3 separate regions of the Mus musculus genome follow, and all the other regions are linked to region 1. A link is a loop called in an ENCODE intact Hi-C map of the cell type or tissue named here. Cell type or tissue: gastrocnemius. All regions are shown on one strand. Each heading gives the region's core, and the rest is flanking DNA. Links, peaks and the distances in the headings are about the cores only.

Evidence for each region. Hi-C counts contacts between places; a loop is a spot of excess contacts. Peaks named below come from ENCODE experiments on the same cell type or tissue, not always from the same donor. Only the 100,000 strongest peaks of a DNase experiment are listed, where the experiment ranks them.
Region 2: it touches region 1 in a loop (10-fold over the local background); 29 of 42 quality-filtered maps call a loop at or near these places.
Region 3: it touches region 1 in a loop (3-fold over the local background); 31 of 42 quality-filtered maps call a loop at or near these places.

What each region holds. Positions count from the first base shown.
Region 1 is chr10:67,316,598-67,322,666 of GRCm38, forward strand. No RefSeq gene overlaps it. Among named protein-coding and RNA genes, the nearest start is that of Gm46229, 16 kb to the left of the region's middle. In gastrocnemius, for the core only: no CTCF peak of the experiment used is centred there; DNase peaks (open chromatin) are centred at 1,528, 2,694, 3,002 and 3,891; H3K4me3 peaks cover 334 bases.
Region 2 is chr10:67,849,889-67,855,957 of GRCm38, forward strand. No RefSeq gene overlaps it. Among named protein-coding and RNA genes, the nearest start is that of Zfp365, 60 kb to the right of the region's middle. In gastrocnemius, for the core only: no CTCF peak of the experiment used is centred there; no DNase peak of the experiment used is centred there; H3K27ac peaks cover 134 bases.
Region 3 is chr10:67,725,916-67,731,984 of GRCm38, forward strand. No RefSeq gene overlaps it. Among named protein-coding and RNA genes, the nearest start is that of Gm40680, 24 kb to the left of the region's middle. In gastrocnemius, for the core only: a CTCF peak has its summit at 3,561; a DNase peak (open chromatin) is centred at 3,551.

The sequences.
Region 1 (6,069 bases), core at 448-5,447:
GTAGTTTCACACTGAGCAAAGCACTGGCCCCCGTGCTTTCAACTTTGGGCAAATCTTCTGGTCTGCCGTTTCCTTCAGCATTTATCTAGTTTCCTATTTTGTTTTGTTTTGAGACAGGGTCTTGTTTTGCAGCCCAGCTTGGTCTGGAACTCACTGCGTGGCTCAGGATCTCTTCAGATTAACAGAAGGCCACCTGTTCACCACACTGGCTTCCTCCAGCATTTATGATTCGTGCCTGGTGTTGGACTTTTGCTATTTACTTGCTTTTGCCAAGAACAGCCTAGCTGAGTTGGCGCTCTGTCTTCTTTGCTGTCCCGACCACTTTCTTATAGCCAGGTCTGCACCTATCCCATCCCTTCTGCGGAGAATCCAAGATCTCAAGATCTCAGTGTGAGTGTTACTGCTGTTACTGCTGCTGCTGGGGTTTTTTGTTTTTTGTTTTGTTTTTGTTTTTGTTTTGTGTTTTGTTTAGCCATTTAGACCTTTTATTGTATAAAACTTGGAGATACGTGTACACGTTTATGCATAAACATATGTCACATGCACACAGATGTGCACATGAATTTATGACATACACCCACGCACAGATTTGCACACACATGTAACATACTCATTTAGAGAGCCCACTTTCCACCTCCAAGGCCAGCACACATCTGAAGGGTCCTTTCTTGCTTACCTCATTTCACAGTCATGTGTGCCATCTTCTGTGATGGCACCATGGCTTTCAGAAATGTAAGCGAGCTGGGCAGTGGTGGCGCACGCCTTTAATCCCAGCACTTGGGAAGCAGAGGCAGGCAGATTTCTGAGTTCGAGGCCAGCCTGGTCTACAGAGTGAGTTCCAGGACAGCCAGGGCTACACAGAGAAACCCTGTCTCAGAAAAAGAAAGAAAGAAAGAAAGAAAGAAAGAAAGAAAGAAAGAAAGAAAGAAAGAAAGAAAGAAAGAAAGAAAGGAAGGAAGGAAGGAAGGAAGAAAGGTAGGTAAGCGAAGGTTCACAGGACTCTGTATTTGGAAGACAGGAGACAGTTTTGGGGTTTGTTTGATGTATGGAGCCTTTATTATTATTAATTATTATTTAGATAAAGGCTTTCTGTATAACCTGGGCTAGTCTCTAACTCAGTCTCCCTACAGGTGTGTGCCAGCAAACCTGGCTCAGACAGCTCCTCCCAAAGAGCTTGCTTTGCATCCTAGACCAAATAGTGCAGACAGCATCTTCCACCCACTTACCGAAACTGCCAAATATTGACCATTTCCAGGACAATGTTCTTTCTGCATGAAGGACTTTATATCTGAAGCAGTTCTCACACGATTTCGCAAAAGAACTGGATGCGGATTTAGTGGGACAAACTTTAAGTATAATGGCAGGTCGTGCATTCCCGGGACTCCAGCACAAAGGGGAGAGAGCCTTAGTTTCTGTCTCCTAGGAATCAGCCACTTTCAGTGTTTCCTTCAGCAGGATACAGATCAGGAGGAAGGGGGAGGGGCCAGCGCTCAGGTTCTGGCGCCTGTGCAGCCGGCCCTTTAAGGCGAAGGCACTCTCCAGTCCAGTCACTCACTGGGTTTTGAGACTCCTCTCCCCGCTCCAACCCACACTTCCCCTTCTAAGCTGTGCCATCCTCAAAGCCTTCATTTTCCACAGCGTCTTCACTGACAGGGCCTCCCGTGATCATACTTCTTTTTCTGCCTTTCACTACTTTGCCAGCTCCATCGTGTGTGTGTGTGTGTGTGTGTGTGTGTGTGTGTGTGTGTGTGTGGCGCGCGCGCGCGCGCGTGCTCTGGGGTGCAACCACCGTTGGACTAAGGTGCATCTTGCAGAGGATGCCCAAACCGCTGTAGGTTTTTGGGAAGAGCAATTTTATGGCCAGCAGGGCCTTGTTACACACCTCCAGTTATGCCAGGGAGGTGTTTGCTGGCCTTCCTACACAGAAGTCTGGCACTTCGCTGAGTTCACCGACCTGCAAAGAGCTTCATCCAGAACGCAGCCCTGCCAGAGATTTCCCCCTCCATTTACTCTCTGCTGGTGGTAGACCGACACCCCAAAACCACAGTTAGTTTTATGACATGGCAGTGCCAGGCTACAAGACTTTGTCTCTCCTTATAGGGAACCTGACTCTCTGCTTCATCGTAGGCTTGATTAAAATGGGAGAAGGACTATTTTACCTCACCACAGAGAGAAGTAACTAAAAAAGTAGCCTGCTAGGCAAAGTCTCATTTTCATACAGGTCCCATTTTCCATCCTACAGCGCAGGATGCCGGTGCTGTTGGCTGACACCGACACCCACTGTTGCAAAGGAAATGTCCTAAGTGGCTGGGGTGGGTGAGGCGCTTACCACAGCCGAGGCAGGTTTTACTTCATGGAAGCATTATTCGCACTCTATGTTTAATTAGACTATGCCTTCATTTGTGCAGACATAAGCACACGCGTGCAGGCGTGTGCAGGTGTGCTGACCCGAGCACGGACACCTGGAGATCAGAAGCGGACCCTGGTGTCTTCCTCCCTCCCTCCCTTCCTCGACCCTAAGTTACTTAGTCATTCTTTGAAAAGTTTATTTATGTGTGTGCATATGTGCATGCTCGTTTGTGTGCTCGCCCTGTGTGTTCAGTGCACACAGAGACCAGAAGAGGGCATCGGATCCCCTGGAACTGGAGTTAGAGACACTTGTCAGCTGAACAGTGTTGGGAATCACCTGGTCCCCTGCAGGGACAGCAGGTGCTCTAAGCCACCAAGCCATCTCTATAACCCCTCTTCTCTCTCTCCTTCCTTCCTTTTTTTTATTTAGATATTTTTATTTATTTGTGTGTGGGGGTTAGCGGGTGCATCTGGGCAGGTGCATGCACACATGCATTATCTGGAAGACAAAGGACAGCTTTGGGGTGGGGGGCTCAGTTCTTATCTTGCACCATATGCTTGCTGCCTGGGGAGTGATAGCAGCAGGCCATCAGGCATGGTGGGCAGGCACTGAGCCCCTGAGCCATCTTGGTGGCTTTAACTTCTGAGTGCAGCCTCTTACGGAAGCTGGAGTTTAGTGTGGCAGTTAGAGCAGCCACCAGTCAACCTCCTGGGAGCCAGCTGTCTCTGCTTTCTGCTAAGGCTAGTGCCTGGGTTACAGACACACGCCTTCATGCAGTGTCTTTGTGGGGATGCTGGGGCGCCAAGCTCAGGTCCTCTTGCTTGCGTAGCAAGCGCAGTATGTGTGGAGGAGTCATCAGCCGAGGTGTGTTTTAAAGAGAAGTTACATGAACTTTGGTCTGCCTGGTCATTGCTCACTCACTCGCTGGTCAGGCCTTTCAAAGTTTCCTCAGGGCCTTCTCGCTCCCCCAAATCCCACAGGCTTTGAACACTCATCATAGCTGCAACTATCTTATTTTAGACCGTCCAATATAAACTGTTGAATTTACCATTCCTTGTCTTAATGTCGTTGGCAGATTCGTAAGGTCTGGTCATGCACGGGATTGTAGGTGGTTTCATTCTTTGTCCACCAGAGAACACTTCAGTTGTGTGGAAGGCATGCCTTTCTGTCATGAGCTGACTGGGCAGGTGGCGGGGGCTGGGGGGAGGGTTGGGGAGGGAGGGCTGGGGGGTGGGTTGGCTTCAACGAGGTTTTGCTTATAACAAATATGTAGTCCCTGCAGTTGATGCAGTAATGGCTGTTGGATAACTGACATGTCACAGAAAACAAAGGACGACATAAGTGTCAGTGCTGGGAGCCAGAAAAGTGACAGCTTTCCTGTGTCTGTTGCTGCAACCGCTCTGGGCTGGGGCCGGCCGCCACATTTAAGAGGCCTGCGAGTTTCCTTGAAAGGAGCGGGGTTGTGAATGGAGCCAGCGGTGTGGATGCGGCTCCAGCAATACCCGAGCTTCCAGTGTGGAATCTGAGTGGGAGGGAAGCATCTCATTGCTATTTACCTGCAGAACTCGGCCTTTGACACCCGCGATGAGCCAGCGCTTTTGACTGTCGCCCCCTGAGGAGGCGGCATTCCTCAGCCCACACTCTGCTCCGCGCTCTGACTTCCCTGAGCATGCTTTGTATCCCTATCTTTTTTTAAAATCCAGACTCTGCATTTTGAGGGAAGCACCAATCCAGGGCTTTGCTTTGCTTTTTTTTTTTTTTTTTTTTTTTTTTTTTTTTTTTGTCATTGCAGGGAGACCCACAGAGCCACCCACACAGGGATGTCCTCAAAGGGAGTCAGAGATGCTGAATCCTTTGAAGAAGCAGTGGGGAGACAAAAGGGATTCCCCCATGTGCCTGTGTGCCTGCACATTCTTCCTTTCCCACCACTCTATACAGAACTCACAGACAGACGAATGTCTATTTGTAGGTCCCAGGCACTGGCAGATAATAAGGGAGTGAGACTTTGCAGCATCTCTGGCCTCTGGTTTCAAGGCATGGCGGAGTTTGGTCGGCTTGCAAGGATGTAGCGATGAATCTGTGAAAACATTGAGCGTGGTTGACAACTAGAGGAGGCCGGGCTCGCTACTAAGGCCGTGTCTCTTGCATCATCGTCAGCTCCTTCAGATAACCCATGGTTCAGAAAGCCTGCTCTCTGAAACACAGTAGTCAAGGCAGCAGTCAGGGCGGGTACCAGCTTCACCCACACAGCAGATAGATGTCAGTCAGGAGACTTCTGTCACTGGCTGCTGCTGCTGTCTTCTGACTGAGGGGAGACGTGAATCAGAAATCTCTGACAGAGAAGGCCTGCTTTTGGAGGGTCTCTCAGAATCCAGAAAGCCCGTGGTAGGTCTGTCAGGGCCTCCATGGCCTGGGTGAGATATTATGGTTCTTCTGAAGTCAACCTGTCAGGTGGCCTGTGACCCCTAGGCCTTGTAGGAACCAGTTCTCCCAGGAGGTGAGATTCTAAGGGGAAGCTGTGGCTCTTGTGGGATTCTGGCAAGCCAGCCCATGTCCTCCTGGCTCCCCTCTCTTAAAAGCCTCTGCCACACAGGCTGAGACAATGGGAGGCTCAACCCACATGCCCAGCAGCTGCCCCCAACCTAGCAAGGTGCTGGGAGAATCCCCCAGGGCCCTGTTGGAAAGTTTCACTGCTCTGGCAGGCCCCAACACTAGCTTGGGAGAGGTTAGGCCAGTCCCAGGGGGCTCTCCATCAGTAAGCAGAACTGTCTCCACTTGTTAACTCTTATATCTTACTTCTCTATGAGCCCCCCATACCGATTCCCCCGCCCCCAATGCTTGGCTGACATGTTTTCTACATTTGTGTCCAACTCACTTGAAAATTCAAGATTTCCTTGCTTACAGACTGTAAGGACTCTGGGCTCCCGAGTGGAACGACAAATCAGAAGGGTTTTTCCATTCTTACAGGAATCCTTTAAAAGATCTTTTCTAGCTCCTACTGTTTCTCCCTACCTCCTCCCCTTCTTCCTCCCCTTCCTCCTCCTCACCCTTCTCTTCCTCCTCCTTTCCATCTACTCTCTGTCTTCCCTTTCCCTTCTTTCTCTTTTCCCTCCTCCCCTTCCTCCTCCCCACCTTCTTCTCCTTCCTCTTCCCCACCCTCTTCCACTTCCTCCTCCCCACCCTCTTCCCCTTTCTCCTTCTCACCCTCCTCCCCACTCTCCTGCTCTCCCTCTGCCTTTCCATTTACTCTCTGTCTTCCCTTTCCCTTCTTTCTCTTTTCCCTCCTCCCCTTCCTCCTCCCCACCTTCTTCCCCTCCCTCACCCTTTCCATTTACTCTCTCTCTTCCCTTTCCCCTCCTCCCCCTCCTTTTTCCTCTGCCTTCTTTTCTTCCTGGTAGTCTCTTGGGTTCATAGATGTTCTCTATGAGTCTTGGCAGCTAATGGGCTCCACCACTCATGCTGAGCATCTTCCTCTCGCCTTCCCCCTGCCCCTCATCGGACCCTGGGCTACCCAGGTGATTGGCCCTGACTCAGTCTTCCATGCTATGGACTATGGATAGCAACGCCGTATTCTCCAAATGTCTTTCTTCCTCAGCTTTGTCTTTGTTGTTGCTGACTGCTGGCAAAAGCCTAGCGAATGAAGAGCCCTGGAGTTGGCCTTAGCAGAGGGGAGACAGAGCTGAGCCTCAGCCAGTGCCAGCGGATGAACTCATGCTAAG
Region 2 (6,069 bases), core at 309-5,308, 530 kb after region 1:
CTTAACCACGAAGACGTTATTCTACTCCCTCAGTAAGTATGCCTTTCATATCAGTGTTCGCATCTGTCATAGTGTCCCTCACTGTGAGAAAGGACTTCTTATTCTGTGCTCATAGAGGAGTCACAGCTGGGATGGGATAAGGGCGAGGCTTCCATCTTAGAGATCCATAATACCTTACACCAAAGAGAAACTTGCTGTCCTTTCCTCCTTGGTGCCTACAGCAGATGCACTTTATGCTGCTTAACTGGTCAGTTTCTATGTTAGTCAGAGTCTTATAGAAGGAAATTATGGGATGTGTTCACATAGATACAAGATCCATAGGCTTGGAAAACTAAACTGCAAGACAAATTCAGAGGTGCCGGCAATACTTCAGCAGTCACCTTTATTTCTCGGCTTGGCTTCTGCATTGGTGTGTCAGCTTTCCTATCCCCAGCTGCTTTTGAAAACCCAGAAGCAGGGTCTTGACTGCTGTTCTCTTCCAGCTCTGGTTTGAGTCTATTTGTGAGTACATGACATGAGAAAAACTCTGCAGATGTCTAATTAAGATAACTCATATTTAGTTGTAATATATATATATGTATATATATACATACATACATATATATATATATGTTTATAAGCATGTACATGTGTATGAATGATCTGTATATATGTATATGTGTGCACACTCAAGTGGAAGCCAGAAGACAACCTTGTATCTCATTCATTAGAAGCTATCCACCTGTTTTGCCTTGTTTTTACTTTTAAGACAGGGTTTCTCCCTGGCCTGGAACTCATTAAGTAGTCTCTGCTGTGTAGCGAGTGGGCCCCAGGGAGTCTGCCTGTCTCTGCATCCCAAGCACAGGGATCACAACCATACACTAAGGGGTCCAGGTTTTGTTGTATGGGTCCCAGGTAGTGAGCTTAGCTCCTGGCAGTTGCGAAGGCTTTACCCACTGAGCCAGCCCCTTAACCTTGTTACACATAATGCTTATATCGAAAGGCCAATCCACCAAACGACAAAGCAAGCTGAAATATTTATGGAGAAGTATACCAGCATCTTCAGTCTATTTCAAAAATATATAAAAAATAAGCTAAATCACTGGCTCTGGAGATGAGTGGATACCCAAGAGAGGAATTATAAAGAACCATCCAGTTCTTTTCAGCGTTGTTGTGTGTCTCTGATTTTTCTTTCCATAATAGAGTGTTAGCGTGGGAATTCACTCTGAAGAAGAGCTTTCCAGGTCTTTCCTTAGTTCTAAGCCAAAGTGAGAAAGGAGACACCAACTACTCAGCTTCCGCCAACGGCTGCCCTTTATACCCATGCTCTGTGAACACAGAGGTGTTACATTACAGCAGAGCTGCCTGAACAGGGCGAGGCAAGGACATGGGGTGGACAATGAAACCTTATGGAAAAGAGTGGTTCCTCCATCAAAGGTGCAGCCATGGCAACGCCCCTGTACTGGCCACCATGGCAACAGGGTGAATGGAGTGTCAGAATGTCCTGCACTATGACACCATCTCTCTATGCCATTCACAAAGGGTGACTAGTCATTGCATCTGAGTTTCTGAGTTGATTTTCAGATACATGTTGTACTTCTTGTAGTACGTATTTCAGTGAGGAAGAAGATGATCAGAAAATAACACTGAGTGGTCAGCCTTACAGACAAAAGATATATGTTTCTAAGGACGGGCTAGCCTTCAACCTTTTACTAGATACCCACTACCCACTTAGGAAGGAATCTGTTTCTATTATTTAACACCTGGCTCCTGGGAAGTCTAAATTGCACACTTAAAGGGAAATATTTAAGGGTCTGAGATGGCTTAGGCAGTTAGCTACCTCCCTTGGAAGCATGAAACCTGAATTCAGTCCCCGGGACCCATGTAAAAAGCCAGGTGTGAGGGCACCTGCTTGTACTCCTAGTGCTGCTGAAGCTGAGACAGGAGGATGCCTGGGACTCCTGGGCTAACCTGGGCTAACTTGGCCTAGTTAATGAGCCACAGATCCCAGGGAGAGACAAGGTAGACATATCCTGAGGAATGACAGCTGAGGTTGAGTTCTGGCCACTGGACTAATGAACATACATGCGCGCGTGCACACACACACACACACACACAATTTAAACACAACTTCTTAAGTTGCAGGTTTCAAATATTGACTAAGGTAGGAGAGTAGAGGGCAGGGGAAGGCAGGAAAGGGAAGGTTACCTGATGGTTAAAGAAATGGCTATAGGCTTTTCCTCCCAGCCACAGAAGGGCTCAAACAATTATTCCTTAACATATGATCTTATATTAAGGTGTATATTTTGTACTAAATTGTTTAAGGCCCAAGTATCTATCTATCTATCTATCTATCTATCTATCTATCTATCTATCTATCTATCTATCTATCTATCCCATCCATCCATCTATCATCTATCCATTCATCTGTCCATCTGTCTGTCTATCTATCATTCTATCTATCTATCTATCTATCTATCTATCTATCTATCTATCTATCTATCTATCTACCATCCATCCATCACATACACACAGCTGTCCATCTGTTTCTCGCTTCTTCCATGCATCCATCCCTTTCAGCTACTTAGCTTTTCAGAGACGGGATTTGATCAGGGACTTTAGTAGTCAGCATCAGGAGGTGACACACCCTTGTCTAGAAAATTCAAAACACATTTGAGTTGCTCTTAATTGACAGGAGCATGAGGTCAGCTTTGCTAACTGAAGCCGTGTGTCCTCAGCTTGGCTGAGAACCAACAGGCAGAAGCCAAGACGACCACAGCTCCCTTTCTCTTCCTGTTTGATTTAGCAGCATCTTCGGTGAGTCTGTCCTTCACTGTCACCTCCCACACTCCATAACCAGCCACTTGGACTGTTCCAGCTCCAGGACAGAGCGAGGAAAGAACCAGGCTTTCTACCCATGTTGTAACAGGAAGGGAAAGGCTTATGCTTCAAATTCTCCCTATGCTTTTTTTCTGCCTAGCTTTCCAAAATCCCAAAGATCAACCACGTAGCGACCATGTTGACAGTGCTGGCAGCATTTCTGTAGAACTCTTGAACACAGGCTCCTTTGGGGTGAAGCTCTTTGGCTCTGTAATCTCTATTTTATAGATGAAAAATTGGGACATGGAGAAATGGGTCATTTTCCCCATGTCTCAAGGTTAGGAAGTGACACACCTGCCCATCAGCTTCAAAGCTCTTAACTGTGAATAATAATAATAATAATAGTAATAATAATAATAATAATAACAATAACAATAAAAAAATGTGGAAAACAAGGGTCTGCTCAAGCCCCCACATGAGTGGGGACTAAACACAGGTTATTGAGTGGAGTCCTTTCCTAACAGGACTGTGGCACCTCCCAGAAATATGCCTCAAAGAGACAGAATTAGGAACTATACCAGGGTGGAAGGACTTTGATTTTCTATTTATTTATTTATTTATTTATTTATTTATTTATTTATTCATTTATTATAAGTATACTGTACCTGTCTTCAGACACACCAGAAGAGGGTACCAGATCACATTACAGATGGTTATGAGCCACCATGTGGTTGCTGGGATTTGAACTCAGGACCTCTGTAAGAGCAGTCAGTGCTCTTCACCACTGAGCCATCTCTTCGGCCCCCAGACTTAGTCTCTCCAATCCTGTCTTGATAGAATTTAACTAATGGTCAACAGATATGTTTGTGTTAGTAGGAAGTATTCAGAGAAGACCAAGATGCTTGGCTATTCACCTCTTGGTGGAGAAGGGCCTGGACTAGCCAGATGGAGATAAGACAGTACCATGGCCTGAAGTCTCATGACTTATGAGCTACCTGGATGCAGAGGTTTATCTGTGAAAGAATTAGGAGGCCGTGATGATAGAAGGCAAGAAGAGCAGAGGAAGCAAATGTTGTCATGGTCGAAGCATTGGAAAGTAAGAAGATAATAAAGGTATATACTAGAGTGACCCAGGACCCAGGGCCAAAGAGAAGGGATTCTAGTTGAAGGCCATTAAGACTCAGGCTCACTACTGATGGAGAGCTAACTGGCAATAGCCAAAATTAGAAGTGACAAGGAACAGCTCCTTCCGGGGGTATAAGATAGACGCATAAGTCTCGGACCAGGTGTGCTGACACCTCCCCAACACCCTCTAGCCTCCCAAAGGGCCTCTCGTTGGCCAAACTCAAATGGCATCCAGTCAGCAAGCCAGGGGATGTTGTCAGTATGAAACAGGAACATGTCTTGGGAGCAGAATAAGGTGAGAACTTGGGCGAGGAGAAACCAACCATGAGAGAGAGTCAATCCTTCCAGACTCCAAAGCCAGAGGGGATGTGGAACCTTCCCTGGAACAGTCTGAGGAAATGAAGAACAGAAGAAATGAAGAAAAGGGAAGAGGGTTGCTCCCCTAGGCTTGGTAGCATTCGCCAAGCCGTTGCTATAGGTGGCATGCTGGTCTCTTACAAGTGAGCCTACGCTTCCTGAGTCGTGCCACACTCCATGAGGCAAAAGTTCAAGGACACGAATCTTTGCCTCTCTACATTGTCCCAGTGAAGGTGCCTGGCTTAGTTCTATTTTTTTAAAGTTAACATCATTTCCTGAATGTCATGGGGGAACATTCATTCACAGAGAGAGAGAGAGAGAGAGAGAGAGAGAGAGAGAGAGAGAGAGAGAGAGAGTAAAAGGCACTTACCTTGTGATTGCTGTGTGCTCAACTTACTAGCTAAGAGGTCAGCACGGGGCTCCGACTGCAGAAATCCTGCCCATTTTCCTCTTGAAATGTTCAACTCTATTATTTGCGAGTTGCTTAAAAGCTACCATTTCGGTTTTCAAAATGACAGTGATATTTATTTTCTGGTTAAAGAGCGGGAGGGGCGGGGGTGGACAACTCCCCAGGCTGTAGTTTAATGTTTTGAACCTTTTCCTCAAGGGTCACATACCAATGCAAACCTGCACCTCTGGACTTGAAACCTTATCCAGCAAGGTAACTCCTTGCAAAAAGAATCAAATCTGGGTCTCTAAGACTGAGGGACAGGAGCCTAGGAGATAGGCGGCATCTGGGACAGTCTCCCTGGAAAGGCTTGATGTCCAGTTGCAGTATATCCAAGAGAAGAAGCAATCTGAAGGGCGCTGTACTCATGAAGGGGTCTGGCAGCTTTTCTCTGCTCTCTGCGGAATGCCTTTACTAATTCTGTGGTTTCAAAGGACAGGACTGAAACCAGTCATCAGAGAAAAACTACTTGTCCCAGACAGCGAAAACGAGCATTAATCCCTCTGTTGCCCCATGGCCGGGCTCAATGCTTGCTACTGGGACACCCAAGACATTTGTCTAACAATTAGTAATGGGGTAATGCTGACCATTTTCAGGGTACCAGCCCTTAATAGCATGTCCAAGAAGCCAGAAGTTGGAATTCTCTTGATCACAAAAGGGAAGTTACTTCTGTGTAGCAGACAACATTGAATCTGCTCTATGTATGTGGGGTGAGATGGGGTGAGGTGCTGTTCTAGATCTGGTGTTACTCAGATAGACACTAGTCTTGGTTGAGGGGGAGATGGTTGGGGGAAAGAGGAAGTTAGGAGCTGAGGAGCTGGGAGCCAGCTTTCGTGAGGCAAAAGGTATTTCTGGAAGATTGTACCTAAGGAAAGCGCCAATGGGATTACTTAGATGTTGAATTTTTAAGCAGCAAAACAAAATCAATTGCTTCAAGCTTCTATAGGTAGTAGGTAAGAAAACAGATCCGTCTTTTCAGTCCTGGCAATGTTAAGGTATGCCTGTGATCACACCATCCACCGCCATGCGAACACCTTTAAACATCCCCTGGATTCCACAGTTAATTAAAGAGCGCAGTCCTATTGCTCATTTCATCTGGTCTATAGCTATGAGTCAATGTATGGAGTTTACACGCCAGCTTGGGTTAATCTTCGAGCCTTCATTTTAGCAGGGAAAATTTTCCAGTTTCTCTTCCTGCTTGGGGTCCTAGCTCTTTAAATTCTATCCTTATTGGCAAGCTGTTGTCATGGAGAAAAATAACGTTAAGTAGCTCTTTGGAAGGCTTTGAGATGCTGTTCCTTGCTATTTAAAGATACCCAGTAAAGCAAAAAGCACACACC
Region 3 (6,069 bases), core at 644-5,643, 410 kb after region 1:
CTACCGTGGGATGGTGCTTCTTCGTTACTATATATTGTTGAATCTAAGATTCCATCAATCTAAAAATATACTATCAACATATGCATCACTATGAAGGAAAAAGCTTTGGACTAGAATAGACAATACAACCAACTGACAGAGAGGCTCCCTAATTCTGGGGATAGAGGAGTCTACTGCTTACATATTCATCTTATAACTGGTGAACTAGAGCTTACCAGTAACGTCATTTTGCAAATCGCTTTGTAGAGCATGGTCCTCTTGAGTATCCCTTTAGGACACCTATGTCTTCTTTCCTTGCAAAATGTCTTCATAGAAAGACAAAATCCTAGAGTGATTTTTGATGCTGTCAAATGTATTCCAATGATTTTTTAAAATTGAAAATTACATTTAAACATCTTTAGACATAGTGCGTCTTCATCCTAATGAGTAGTTAACATTTCTTCATCCAGCGAGAATCTGGCATGAATATTTTGAATCTAAGTGCATCCTACTGTAAGGGCCACTAGGGTGAATTGCATTCAAGCTGTTTATGAAATAGCCAGAGCTTCAGGAACACACCAGTGAGTTGGCACATTTGATATGGAGACAATCCCAAGCAATTCAGAAAGTAGACTCCGTGTATCAGGGGCATTAGTCACCGAGGAGACGGCTGAGAAGCCACAAGCTCAGCCTCTGTGGAATGCACATTCCAAAAGGGAAGACTTCCCAGATGTGACTGCATCTCCATCACTTCCGTAGGTCTGAATTCCTATCACAAGGCTGAACCTGCTCGTAGGCCAAGGAGCTGCTTCCATGAAGAGGGTCTTCTGAGGGTCACCAAATCTATCCTTACGGTCTCCAAGTCCTCCACTTCCTGGTCAGCTCCAGTGTCTTGGTATCACCCCTCCGAGGTGAGGAACTGTCTTCCGAGCCTTTACTTCTGGAGTGACCTGTCTTTGCCTGTCACAATTTATTACCGACCGGGAGCTAAGCAGGGTCTTGAGAGAAGAAGGCAGGCATGCTAGGTGCTCCTGATTACAAGAAAGCAGAGGCACTTTTTTAGCTCATCCTATAGGGGAGGAGGAGCTTCTGGGAACAGTTGCTAGGAATTCATAGTGTGATGTTGCCCTAGAGAATACCTCATGCTCTGAAGTGTCGGTGTGAGTCAGTTTCTGTCTGCGCATTGTTCCATGCTCTCTGTAGCCTCCAGCATCTTTCCAAGTCCAAGTTTGGCATGAGCTGGTGGGCTTTTGATATCATCAATGATATTAGCCTAGACAGGTGAAGCCCTTCTCACCTGGCCACTGATGGACCAGCATGTACCTATATGTCCTATCTTTGGCCCGGAAGTTACTTCGGGCTGATTAGCCCAGCTCAGCCTTGAGTCATTTTTCCTAGTAGTGGACTGTGTGTGGGCTGACTTTAGCTAGGAGACTGAGCAGAGTTGGAAGTCTTCATATCATATAGGGAGATAAGAGGAGGGCTAAGAAAGGTCACCACTTCCCAAGGAAGAGGAAGTAGTAGGTGAGGGAATTATGGGTAACCTTTGTCATTAAGATCCTGTGGTTCACATATAATTAGTATGTGTGTGTGTGTTTGTGTGTGTCTGTATTGCAGGGTAGGGGGATGTGTGTATGTCTGTGTGTGCAGATACATTCATTCATGTAGTCATGTCTCTAGAGGTTAGGGTTCAACACTGGATGTCTTTCTTGATCACTTTCTATTTCAGTTTTGGACACAGGGTCTCTCACGGAGTTTGGAGTTCACCATTTCGGCTACATTTGCTGGCTGGTGAGCTCATATCGCATCATTAGGGTTGTGGGTGCATACTACTATGCCTGCCTTTAATGTGGGCGCTGAGGATCTGAACCCATGACCACAAACTTATGCAGTGTTGCTTTAACCACTGAGCAATCCTCCAGCCACTCAAGACCACTAGTTATGATGTCAGCTTGGGTGTAGCTCAATGATAAAGCATCTGCCTTGCATGTTCACAGGCCCTGAGTTTGACCCCCTCCCCCCATCACTGCAAAAAGCAAAGAAAAATAGTAAGGTGCTTTTGTGCAAACCACAATAGCTTGTCTTGGGTTTTCATGAGTGGACAGGCAATGCCTTTGTCTCTGTTTCCGACAAAGTGGGACCTCAAGTCAGTGCTCTGTCACAGGTTATGTGTACTGTGATTAAGGGGACAGAGAGTGAAAGGGAAAGAGGGGCATTAACACCAGGCTCTTGCATGTTTGTCTTAAAATGCTCCCTGGACTTGAGGAAACACTAACACCCTGTGGGAAGCAGCTTAATCAGGGTTAGCGGTTTCCATGTTAGGATTAGAGGAAGGGAAGTGAGGGTTGGGAGTGAGAGCAGAGATCAGGGAAGGCTCTGAATGGCAGAGGATACATATAGGGTGTGGCCGGAAGGTTCCAGAAATGAACTGCAGTCCCTCGTGGTCTGAGGTGGGACTGACCGTTCTCATCTGGTTTGAAACTGGCTCCCTGCCGCTGGAGTATCCCTGAGACTCCATGCTCTACTTGCTCCCCCACCACACCTTGTTCCTACCTCCTCCACGCCCTGCTCCTTCACATTAGATAGCTTCTCCATCTTCAGCAGCGGTGTGTCCTGAGACCTTCAGAGGTCAAGTCTCTTTGGAACACTCTCTGAGACAGCCCTTGAATATATGGTCAGATGGCAGTATTTACCCTGGAGGCCATTTATGGGCCCCACCCTTGAGATTACCTAACAAGTTTATGGGGTTAGAGTCAACCCAGGTTCAGAGGAATCAATCAACAGGTAGTCCTGAACTAAGTTTGGAGTAGGAAGTTATTAGGACAGGTTGGGGGTTGGGGAATTAGAAAGATCACCTTGGAAGAACCCAACAGAACAAGTCATGGGAAGACTTAACCTGCTGCCTGTTTTATGAAAGTGAAGCTTTTGTGGTCCACAACCATGTAATGAGTTGCTTTTATACATGACAGTGGCAGAGGTGGGGAACTATGAAAGAGACAGAGTGGCTTGTTGAGACTAACATATTTACTACCTACCCTAGTATAAAACGAATCTACTGAGCCCCAGACAGTTGGGGTCTTGATATTTCTGCCTCCCTTCTTTGCAATGCAAAGATTTACCACTGCTTGAAAAGTCCACTGGGTAAGGTCTCAACTCTCTGTCAGATAGTCCTGAAAGGATAGAACAGAGCACACACACACACACACACACACACACACACACACACACACACTCACATCCCTACCTGAAGACTGTGTCTCTCTGAGAGGGGTGATGGTTCATCTCTCCGATCAGCAGACCCAGAGCATTATATGGCTACCAGGAACCACAGTGGGTGTTGGAAATATGTACATGGGTGAGGATTGCTCAGATCTGAGCCACTCTTTAATGAGATGTCGGCACAGAGCGTTCACAGGGAGCCGTTGCCATTGCCGGTGGCTTAGTCTCTATCATCTCACTCTTTCTGGATCCCTCTTCCTCTTAGGTCCCTGGTTCCCCTGCCTCCATAACTCTCTCCCATGCTCCTTTCCTTTCTTTTCTTTCTTCCTCTTGCCGAGATCTCAGGCCAGCCAGTGACACCCAGTGGCTCAGACAGGCATTACTTATTTGTGGACTAGCCTCTTGGTCTGAAAGGAACAGGAGAAGACAGACATTTCCTAAAGGGAGGGATTCAAATGCAGTTGGATGACTGCAAGGATCCCTTGCAGTTCTGGTCCTCCCTCGCCTGCTCCAAACACTAACTTATTTTTGGAACATTTAAACTTTAGTATAAATGAAAGACCCAAGGGCGGGCTGCTTACACAGAGACAGATACCATAAAGGCTCTTTTAGGTGAGTAGTCATGCCATACTGCTCTAAGCAGACTATTGCATTGGATATGGCTAACAATACTAGAGGGCGGATCTTAAAAGGTACCAGGGGGACAGATCTCATGCCAGTGTTCTTATTCAAGGAAAAAATAACATATGATATCTTTAGCCTGATCATGATAAACTTGAAGGCATATGAACTTCCTCCATACCCACTTGTAATCACTCTTACAGCCATCATTATAATTGGTAATCACTCACTTGAAAATTGGAGGCCCCATTCCTCTTGCCCAGGGTCTAGGGATATGGCTCATATGGGGATATGGAGATACAGGGATATAGGGATATGGCTCATATGGGGATATGGGGATACAGGGTTATGGCTCTTATAGGAATATGGTGAAATGGGGATATGGTGATACAGGGATACAGGGATGTGGCTCATATGGGGATACAAGGATATGGGGATACAGAGATATGGCTCACATGGGGATATGGAGCTATAGGGATATGGGGTTAAAGCATCTGCCAAACCAGCGTTTAGAGTCTCAATACCCAGAACTCACACAAATGCCCAGTGGACATGGAGGCCCGTAGTCTCTGCCCTCTCAAGGCAAAGACAAGCGATCCCCAGAGCAAGCAGGATATTAGTGAGCTGAGTTCCATTGAGAGACCCTGTTTCAATATGTGTATGTGTGTGTGTGTGCACATGCATGCATGTGTCTACATGTGCATTTGTGTGTATGCACACGGTGAGTGCACACAGGTGTGTATACACATGCGTGCCTACAGATCTAGAGGCCAGAGATCCACATATGGGGGCTCCCTCAATCACTTTCCACCTGATTTTCAGGGTCTCCTCCTGTGCTTAGGTCAAGCTGGCAAGCCATGAGGACCCAGCACTGGGTCTTCAAGCACCTTGATTACATGCACACATGTCCCCTGCTCCTGACCTTTGCATAATCTCGGAGGATTCCAACTGATGACCTCATGTATGTGTGGTAGGCACTTTACCAACTGAGCTAGGTCCTCAGCCTTCAGCTGGACATTTTCAAAGGTCTCAGAAACCCCTTGTACTAACTTGTGTAATTAACCCCAAGAACCATGATGATCATGACCGATGAGGAGAGCTGGGGTTCTCGCTAGTGCATTTTCCATTGCTACTAACACAATACTATAATTTATAAAGAGTTGAATTTGACTTACCAGGCTGGTCCATGGGCAAGGGGCTACATCTACTAATGACCTTACTGTGAATGTTTCCAGGCGGCACACAGACTTCCAGGGATTGTTTGAGAGGTCCAGCCAAAGCAGTTCTTTAAGCCTGATTCAGCTGCAGCTTGACATCACTCATGAATCCATTGCTACTCTGTCAGTGGCCGTTCATGAATACAAAAAAGTAGACAAACAAACAAACAAACACCACCAAGATTTTTTTCCTTTTTATTTGTGCATATGTATGCGTCTAAGCCTATGTCATGTGTGTGTGGGTGATGGTACAGGGCCAGAAGAGGGCATCAGATACCCTGGAGCTGGAGTTACAGATGGTCTGCAGCTGCCGGATGCGAGTCCTCTAGGAAAGCCCTAAGTTCTAACAGTTTTGCCTTCTTTTCTGATACCGCTGCTCCCTCCCAACAGGTCCTTACAGTCCGACCTCACAATATCTCCTAATGAGAACTACATTTCCAACAAATGTTTGTAAGGGATAAACAGCATCACAGTATAGCAGGGGCTTCGGAACATTTGCCCAGCATGCACAAGACCCTGCCTTTGGCACCACAAGAAGAAAATATAAACACACCGAACAAACTGGAGCTGAGCAAGTCTCATCTCGTTCCTGAACTTGATGGGGGGGGGGGGAAATCACTCCTTGTGGCGGAGGAGGGGGAGACACTGTGACAAGGGGACAGAATGGGACTGGAATTTCTGGCGGGCGGGTGGGTAACTAGAAGCACATCACTTCTAGAAAGACGATACTTTGCATTGAACTCTGGCTCAGAATTAGACCGAACCACTTGAGACTGCACATTTTTAAACGGCTCAACGGGTTGAGCACATGATTCATCGTGATCTTAACCCGGGTAGAGCTGAGCACACAGCTCTGCTTTCCTTTCTGAAGGTGTTCCTTCACTTCACTGCTCTGACTGTTGAGTAATTTTCCTCTCATGTGGCAACCCAGGTTTAGGAACCAGGGAATGTCAACTAGGAAAGACCTCAAATCTCACCTTCTAAGATACACATATATTTAAATGTCTTTACACTGTTTAGAAGCCCCCATCTC